2 separate regions of the Homo sapiens genome follow, and region 2 is linked to region 1. A link is a contact called in ENCODE Hi-C or POLR2A ChIA-PET data. All regions are on one chromosome and are shown on one strand. Each heading gives the region's core, a stretch centred on a gene start or an enhancer-like site at or near the end of the contact. The rest is flanking DNA. Distances are from core to core; before and after follow the strand shown.

Evidence for each region. A loop is a pair of places that touch in the nucleus more often than their neighbours do. ChIA-PET counts read pairs that join two places held with the same protein, here RNA polymerase II (POLR2A). Pooled maps may share reads with other maps.
Region 2: a map of breast epithelium shows a loop between it and region 1 (9-fold over the local background). The contact joins two enhancer-like sites. A Hi-C loop is called at or near these places in 8 of 168 maps with a recorded cell type or tissue (CD4-positive, alpha-beta memory T cell, Right ventricle myocardium inferior, breast epithelium and 3 more) and 3 of 50 pooled maps. POLR2A ChIA-PET finds 5 or more read pairs at or near these places in 2 of 52 experiments (activated T-cell and activated naive CD4-positive, alpha-beta T cell).

The regions. Positions count from the first base shown.
Region 1 is chrX:19,577,016-19,580,484 of GRCh38, forward strand. The region is part of intron 12 of SH3KBP1 (SH3 domain containing kinase binding protein 1); the gene reads right to left. Among named protein-coding and RNA genes, the nearest start is that of MAP3K15, 63 kb to the left of the region's middle. Within about 2 kb of position 2,113, at least 2 of the 41 ENCODE cell types and tissues checked have a DNase peak (open chromatin) inside an H3K27ac peak, as active enhancers do.
Region 2 is chrX:19,749,251-19,752,909 of GRCh38, forward strand. The region is part of intron 2 of SH3KBP1 (SH3 domain containing kinase binding protein 1); the gene reads right to left. Among named protein-coding and RNA genes, the nearest start is that of SH3KBP1, 140 kb to the right of the region's middle. Within about 2 kb of position 1,986, at least 4 of the 41 ENCODE cell types and tissues checked have a DNase peak (open chromatin) inside an H3K27ac peak, as active enhancers do.

The DNA.
Region 1 (3,469 bases), core at 863-3,362:
AAGGCTTTTTGAGCCAGTATCACATCATGACTTCTCCCTCTGCCCAATCCTTCTTCCTTTTTGCTTCATAGGTATTGAACTCTAAAACATATCTTCATGTTAAATGCTGGCTCAGGGTATGCCTTCTAGAGAACCCCACCTGTGACAACCTTGTTTTCATTACGTAGATAAGGAAACTGGGGCTCAGTGAAATTAAGTCACTTGCTGATTAAGGGTCATAAAAGCAGTAAAGTGGCAGGGTCTAGAATTGGGCCTATTAAGTCCAACTCCAGAGCCCAAGCTCTTGACTCCTTCTCGAAGCTGCTTTAGTCAGCCTTCTGGTCTTCCAGGCTGGGGATCTGGCCTTGGAGACAGTGAGTTATCAAGGACGCCAGGCAGCCTGTGTCACCCCGGCTCACTGCCAGCTAAGTAAATTACCTTTGCCTCTCTCAGTTTAAAAGTACTACTAATAAACAAAAATCATGCACTCGACCTATCCAGAGGGGCCTGTTCTTCCCACTCAGACTCAAGATATAAGATGGGGCTCGTGCACAGACGGCAATGTGGAAGATGCACCATGTGCATCTCTCGAGACCATGAACTCAGCCAGTGGCATGGCCCAATTTAGCCTGCGTTGGGACAGTTAAGCCAAGACATGTGGTACAGACAAGGTGTTGAAGTGCACAGGAAGCCAAGGCAAGCAAACAAACAAGTAAATTAGCAGTAGCACTAACAGCAGCCACAAAAAAAAAAATACCAAAAAGAACCCACAAACCTTTTGGAGGTGAGCAAGGATGAAAGAAGAAAGAGCAAATCTACCGATTGCTACTGAACCAGAGTCCAAGTCCATATGGTGACTCTTTTTGGCAGCAACACACCCCTCTCCGCCGCCACCCCGTGCCCCAGAAAGGAGGTACGAGTGTTTGGGCTTCAACTGCCTACAAAATTTGACAAGGAGGAAAGAAAGCTGGGAAGAAAAGGAAAGGAAAAGAAATAGAAACGCCCCATTGCCTGTGCTTAGGAAACCACTGAGGCACACACCACACATCCTCTATTGTTCATCACTTTTCATTGCATTGGGAACAGATGATAATGGATGTCAAATGTGCAGATCCTAGAGAAACCACTCGAATTATCCTATCTTCTTTTTTTATGACAACTTTTTACTTTATTTCAATAGCTTTTGGGGTACACGTGATTTTTGGTTACGTGGATGAATTGTACAGCAGTGAAGTCTGGGATTTTGGAGCACCTGTCACCTGAGAACCTATCTTCTTTCTTTCTCCAACTCTGCAACCTTGCTTATCACTCCCTCCTAGTGTAAAACTACTGCATCTCATTGTTTACCTCTGTGGCCCTGTCCAGTCGGGTGCCTGAGGATACAAGGCCAACGCAAGTAAGCGCTCCCTTCCTGCTCTCCTGGCTGCCTACTTATAACATCTCAGACTTCAGCTCTGATTGTTAAAGGTGAGTAGAGACTACCCAGCTGAAGCCCCCATTTTATTACAGACAGAGGTCCTGTGCTCTGAGAGTGGGGAGTGATATACCCAAGGCCACCTAGTTGATTGGTGGCAGAGCTGGAACCAGATGGAAAGTTCCTCATGCCAAGCCAGTCCAATCTTTTCCTACCACATTTGGGATGGCAATAATGTAAGTGAGCATCCGTGTGCACAGGTTTTATGCTCCAAGAGATGTTTTTCTCTCAAATGAACAGCAACAAGAGGGCCCTGCCCATCTGTGAAGATAGCAGATGCAAAGCCAGTCCTTCAGAAGCATTCTGCCCCAGGAGGGATGTTACTGCTCATGGAACTTGGATCCTTCCATCAGGAAAGGACAAAATGGGAGTATCAGTAATCCCAGTTTCCTTTGCTCCTCAGATGGAGGGCAGGAGGAGCCTCCCTCCCTTTCCCAGAAATCCAAATCCAAAGGTTCTGCTGTTATCTGCTATGAGTCCCCACATACTCACCTGGTAGCCAAAAATGTCCCAGGAATCACAGGAACTTTTGGACTGAAAAAGTGGTACCATTTAAATGTGGGACAAGCAGAGGGAGGCCAGGGGCACAAGAAGCAGAAACCAGAGTGGTTTTCCTGGCAGCTCTCCCTTTGCATCGTGCGTCCTTGTCTGGATAAGCACAAACAAGCTGGGCTATTTATAGATGGTGAAGACACGCTGGAAGGTGATGGGAAAGTGCTCACTCAATTCCCCTCCAAATTCCTGTTCATTGTGCAGACTCTGCAAATATATCTGGAAGCAGGCCTCTCTCCAGAGCCCATCCAGGGCCTGACAAGCCCTGCAATCCACTATGGCACAAGGATGATGACATCCATAGACGTCGCCTGCAAACCCACAGCTTGACATCTCAAAGAGGCGCAAGGGGCTTTAAGGATGCTGAGCCCCCATCTTGGGCAGTGTCTGGAGGAACGAGAATTCATCATCATGTGACTGTGAGAAAAGTTTGCAGGGTGCCGTGTGGAGGAACCGTACTACTCAAAGACATAGCCCATGGAAAACACATTCTAGAAACCAATTAGTACAAAGCATGCGTGAGGTGTTAACATTTCCTACTGTTTCACTGCCTGATTCTGGCCATCAGTGGCAGGAAAATCCATGTGACTCAGCCTGGGCTGAGGCTAAATCCCATCACTATGGTTGATTCACTTTATGTGTGGGAGGAAGGAAAGAGAGTGAGAGAAGATAATATGTACAAGTGGAATGAGGTCAGCAAATCATGCAGATGTCCCTAAAGTATGACAAGGTACTTCCCCCCATGCCTGTGACCTATGGGACTACCTTCCATCAGTTGCTGGCCTTCCCTGGGTCCTGGCTCTTGCTGCAGCTGGGGGAGGCCACTCATGCTTCCACCCGGAGGATGTTCACTTTTCCACTCCCTTGGGGCCCCAGAGCCTGATGCAGGAACCCCTCCCCCATGGAGGTCACAGATTTAGTAAGTGCCTCTCAAGTTGCCAGGCAATGAGCTAGGCCCCTGAGGTGGAGCAGTTTGTTTAAACTCTCCACACCTGAGCAAGGTAGGCCTTGTGGTGTCATTTTGCAGGGGAGGGAACTGAGTGAGACTCAAGGTGGTGAGCACCTTGCACGAAGTCACAGGGTATCTAAGAAGAGGGTTGGGGTTTCAACCCCAGTGTGCCTGGCCCCAAAGCCCAAGCAAGCAGTGGGTGGGCCTGGTTACCATAGTTAACTACTACCTAGAAGAGGGCCAGGGCAAAGGTAGGCACTTAACGAGTATTTGAAACAAACAAATGAATCATACATACACATACACACATATACACACACACAAATTTTCTTTCCTTCCTGAATCTATATCTAGCACCCATTCTCCATCTTTTTTCCATAGCCAATTTCTCACAAGACAAGTCTACCCACGCTTGGCCGCTTGCCCATTCTCTCTTCAACTCACCCCAAATCTGTCTCCTGCCCACAACTGTTGCATGGAAATTGCTCGACTGGGATCACCAAGGGCCAACTAAT
Region 2 (3,659 bases), core at 736-3,235, 170 kb after region 1:
TAGAATTACCATCTGATCCAGCAATTCCACTTCTAGGTATATACTCAAAAGCATTGAAAGCAGGGACCCCAGCAGAATTGAAAGCTTTGCCCCCAAGGCAAACTTGTATGCCAGTGTTTACTGCAACTTTATACATAATAGCCAAAAGAAGGAAATAACCCAAGTGTCCATTAAGAGATGAATGGATAAACAAGATATGGTATATCCACAAAATGGAATATTATACAGCCTCGAAAAGGAATAAAGTTCTGATACATGCTACAACATGGATGAACCTGGAAAACATTATGCTAAGTGAAATAAAACACACAAAGGGATAAACATTGTATGAGTCCACCTATGTGAAATATCTAGAATAGGCAAATTCATAGAGATAGAAAGTAGATTAGAGGTTACCTGAAAGGTTGGGAGAGGCAGAATGGGAAGTTACTGTTTGATAGTTAAAGGGTTCTCTCAGGAGTAGTGAAAATGTTTTGGACATAGATAGTACGGATAGTTGCACAACATTCTAATGTAATTAATGCTACTGACTGTACACTTAAAATAACTAAAATGGTAAATTTTATGTTACATATATTACCACAATAAAATGAATAGAAGACTCCCACATGAATAGCAGCTAACATCTGAGTGCTTACCATGTGCCAAACCCCGCTCTAAGAGCTTCACCTGGACTGCAACTTTTAATCTACACTATGGCCCTACTCAGACACCCACACAAGACCCAGGGGGCTAAGCAAACTTGCTCAAGGTCAGACAAGTAGGAGCCAGGATTGGAACTCAACCTGTCTAGCTTCAGAGCTCATCTCTCTCATTTTTTTTTTCTTTTGAGACAGTCTCACTCTGTTGCCCAGGCTGGAGTACAATGGCGTGATCTCAGTTCACTGCAACCTCCACTTCCGGGTTCAGGCAATGGTCATGTCTCAGCCTCCCGAATAGCTGGGATTACAGGCACGTGCCACCTCACCCGGCTAATTTTTGTGTTTTTTAGTAGAGGCAGAGTTTCGCCATGTTGGCCAGACTGGTCTCAAGCTCCTGACCTCAAGTAATCCGCCCACCTTGGCCTCCCAAAATGCTGGGATTACAGGCGAGAGCTCATCTCTTAACCACTGTTTCCTGGAGTACTGCCTGGATTATAATCATGTCTTCCTGCCTACAATCTCTCCCCTCCCAGTTTAGCCTCTGCAAAATGGACACTCAAACGTCTGTTGTTCTTGTCAGTCCCTACAGAAATCTCCAGTTACTTCCAAAAGACCACAGGACAAGCTTTCATTCAAACACTTTTCAAATTGAACAGCAAACCACAAGTCTCTGTGTACTTGCTTCTGACTAAAAATATGTGACATGCATGCTGACCCCACAGAACCAATTACCATGCAAATATAAGTTGGGGGATGGTGCACTGCTTGGACAACACCTTATGTTCACAGAATCCTGACGTCATGGATTCCTATCCACAGGCTCTAAAAATAGGTGATGATGCTAGCAATGATACAACTGTACACTGGCAAAGGCTTATAAATTAAAGTGCTTTAGCAGCTATTTTTTCACTTGTTCCTAACAACAACACTGTCAGGAAAAAAAAAAACAACTGATTTTGCCAAACATATATTTTTATACATAAGAATAGTGAGACCCAGTCAGAGAAGATGCAAGATCAGATGAAGGCCACAAAGCTAGCAAGGGGCAGAGCTGGCCATGAAACCAAACTCTGAGCCTTCTAGGCAGAGCTCTCCTAGTACATCTCACCTCCTAAGAAGAACCAGTGGCATGACTATAGGAGGGAGACTCAAAACCACTCAGCCTGTGGCTCCAGTGGAAACCTTAGCTTCCCTCCACAGTTAAGTGATGTAACAGATCACCTTACCTATAAAGCCCAAGACTATTGAGGCCCAAATCTTTGAAGTCCCTTATTATCCATCCACATAGAAGAGCTCCTTCCTGCAGAGGAGGGTTGGCTTGGAACTAGAGCAACTCCTGCCTCTGTATATCTGCCAACAGCCAAGTACCTGGAGCTCTCCGAGGTTCTGATCCAGGTCATGGGACTCTGGATTTCCTGGGACTGGGGGTTCCTAGACCCCCGTCTTTAATTGCAACTTTCTGACCATCAGGCCCGTGTTTTTTTGCCATTTGTTAAGAACCTGGGTCCTATAATCTCAGTAGTAGAGGCCACACCCTGGACCAGAATTACAGGCCATGAGGGCTCATGGAAATGCATACATAACTGCCCACATATATAAATCAGCAATGATTTTGCTTGCTTAAAGACAATATAGAACAGACAGGGTATCAGCAAACCTCTTCAGAAAGCAAAGGAAACCCAGCTTCTCTTTATCTCAGATCTGATCTCTTTACAATGGAAACTCAGCATGTACAATAAAACCGAGGCCATCAATAAGGTATCAATGCTGCAAAGGACGCTTCAGCTGTGTCACAAGGACCACTTGAGAAAAGGAAGAGAACTCACACCATTCCCTTCCCAAAAGCACTGTACCAAACAGAGCCTGGGATGGCTCACCCACATTCAGAGACCAAAAAGCCAGAATAATGCCACTCTGGCAAAAATTCACGACACATTCAGCGGCCTGCAAACAGCAGCCTCACCGGGCAAACAGATGATGTGCATGCAACTGCGAGCTATGCTAGGATGGTCTGCTTTCTGATAAGCTGCGTTGCCTGGATCTGGCTGGCTGCTGAGCCAAGTTGGCTACCTCTTTTCTCTTCTCCCTCACCATCCGTTTCATACTTTACAGGTACTGGTGAGTTGGCTGGGTTCAGTGTTAACTCCTTTAAATTAACTGGTCAGTCTGTAACCAAAATACTACACAGTAAAATACCAAAATATGATCAGTTTGGGGGCCCCTCCCTCCTTTCATCCTTTACTTCTTTCACCATTCATAACACAGTTTAAGGCACAGGCTTCACGATGAATGGAGAATGATGCTGTGCATCAGAAAACCAGAACTAGTACTGACGTCATCATTTATCTGAGGTGTGACCTTGGGGGCAACACTTAAAGTCTCTATGCAGCCCTTCTGTCATCTGTAAAAGAGGTCTAACAACAAACACACCATCCGAGAGGTGTCTTCAGGATCAAAGAGTGAATTAGAGAGTAGTATACAAATTGATTATCTACTCTCATTATTAAATAGCAAATACTATTTTAAAAAGAACTATACATAACACAGATGAAATTCACAGTCATAATGTTGAATGACAGAAGCCAGACATAAAAGATGATGTACTGTATGATTCCAATTATGTGAAACCCAACAACAGGCAAAATTAATCATTGGTGAGAGATCTCAGAACAGCAGTTACACTTGGGGAGGTGTACCAGGGAGTCTCCTGGGAGGATGAAAATGTCCTATAACGAGGTCTGGGTGGTGGTTACACAGGTGTACATAGACCAAAATATTCATTGAACTGTACTTCTAAGACCTCTGCACTTCACTGCATGCAATTTCAATTTAAAAGAACAGCACAAATGCTTAAACTGAAAGAAGACAGATTCTTTTAAATTGAAATGTGCTGATATTTTCTCCTAGGAGGTCAGACATACACAAAGCTAGTGCTTGGGTATTTTAATGTTCATCTCAGGTGGTGAGATGTTTTCTGGGATCAACATCAATGGGGCAGGTGGTCGGAATGTGCCAGAT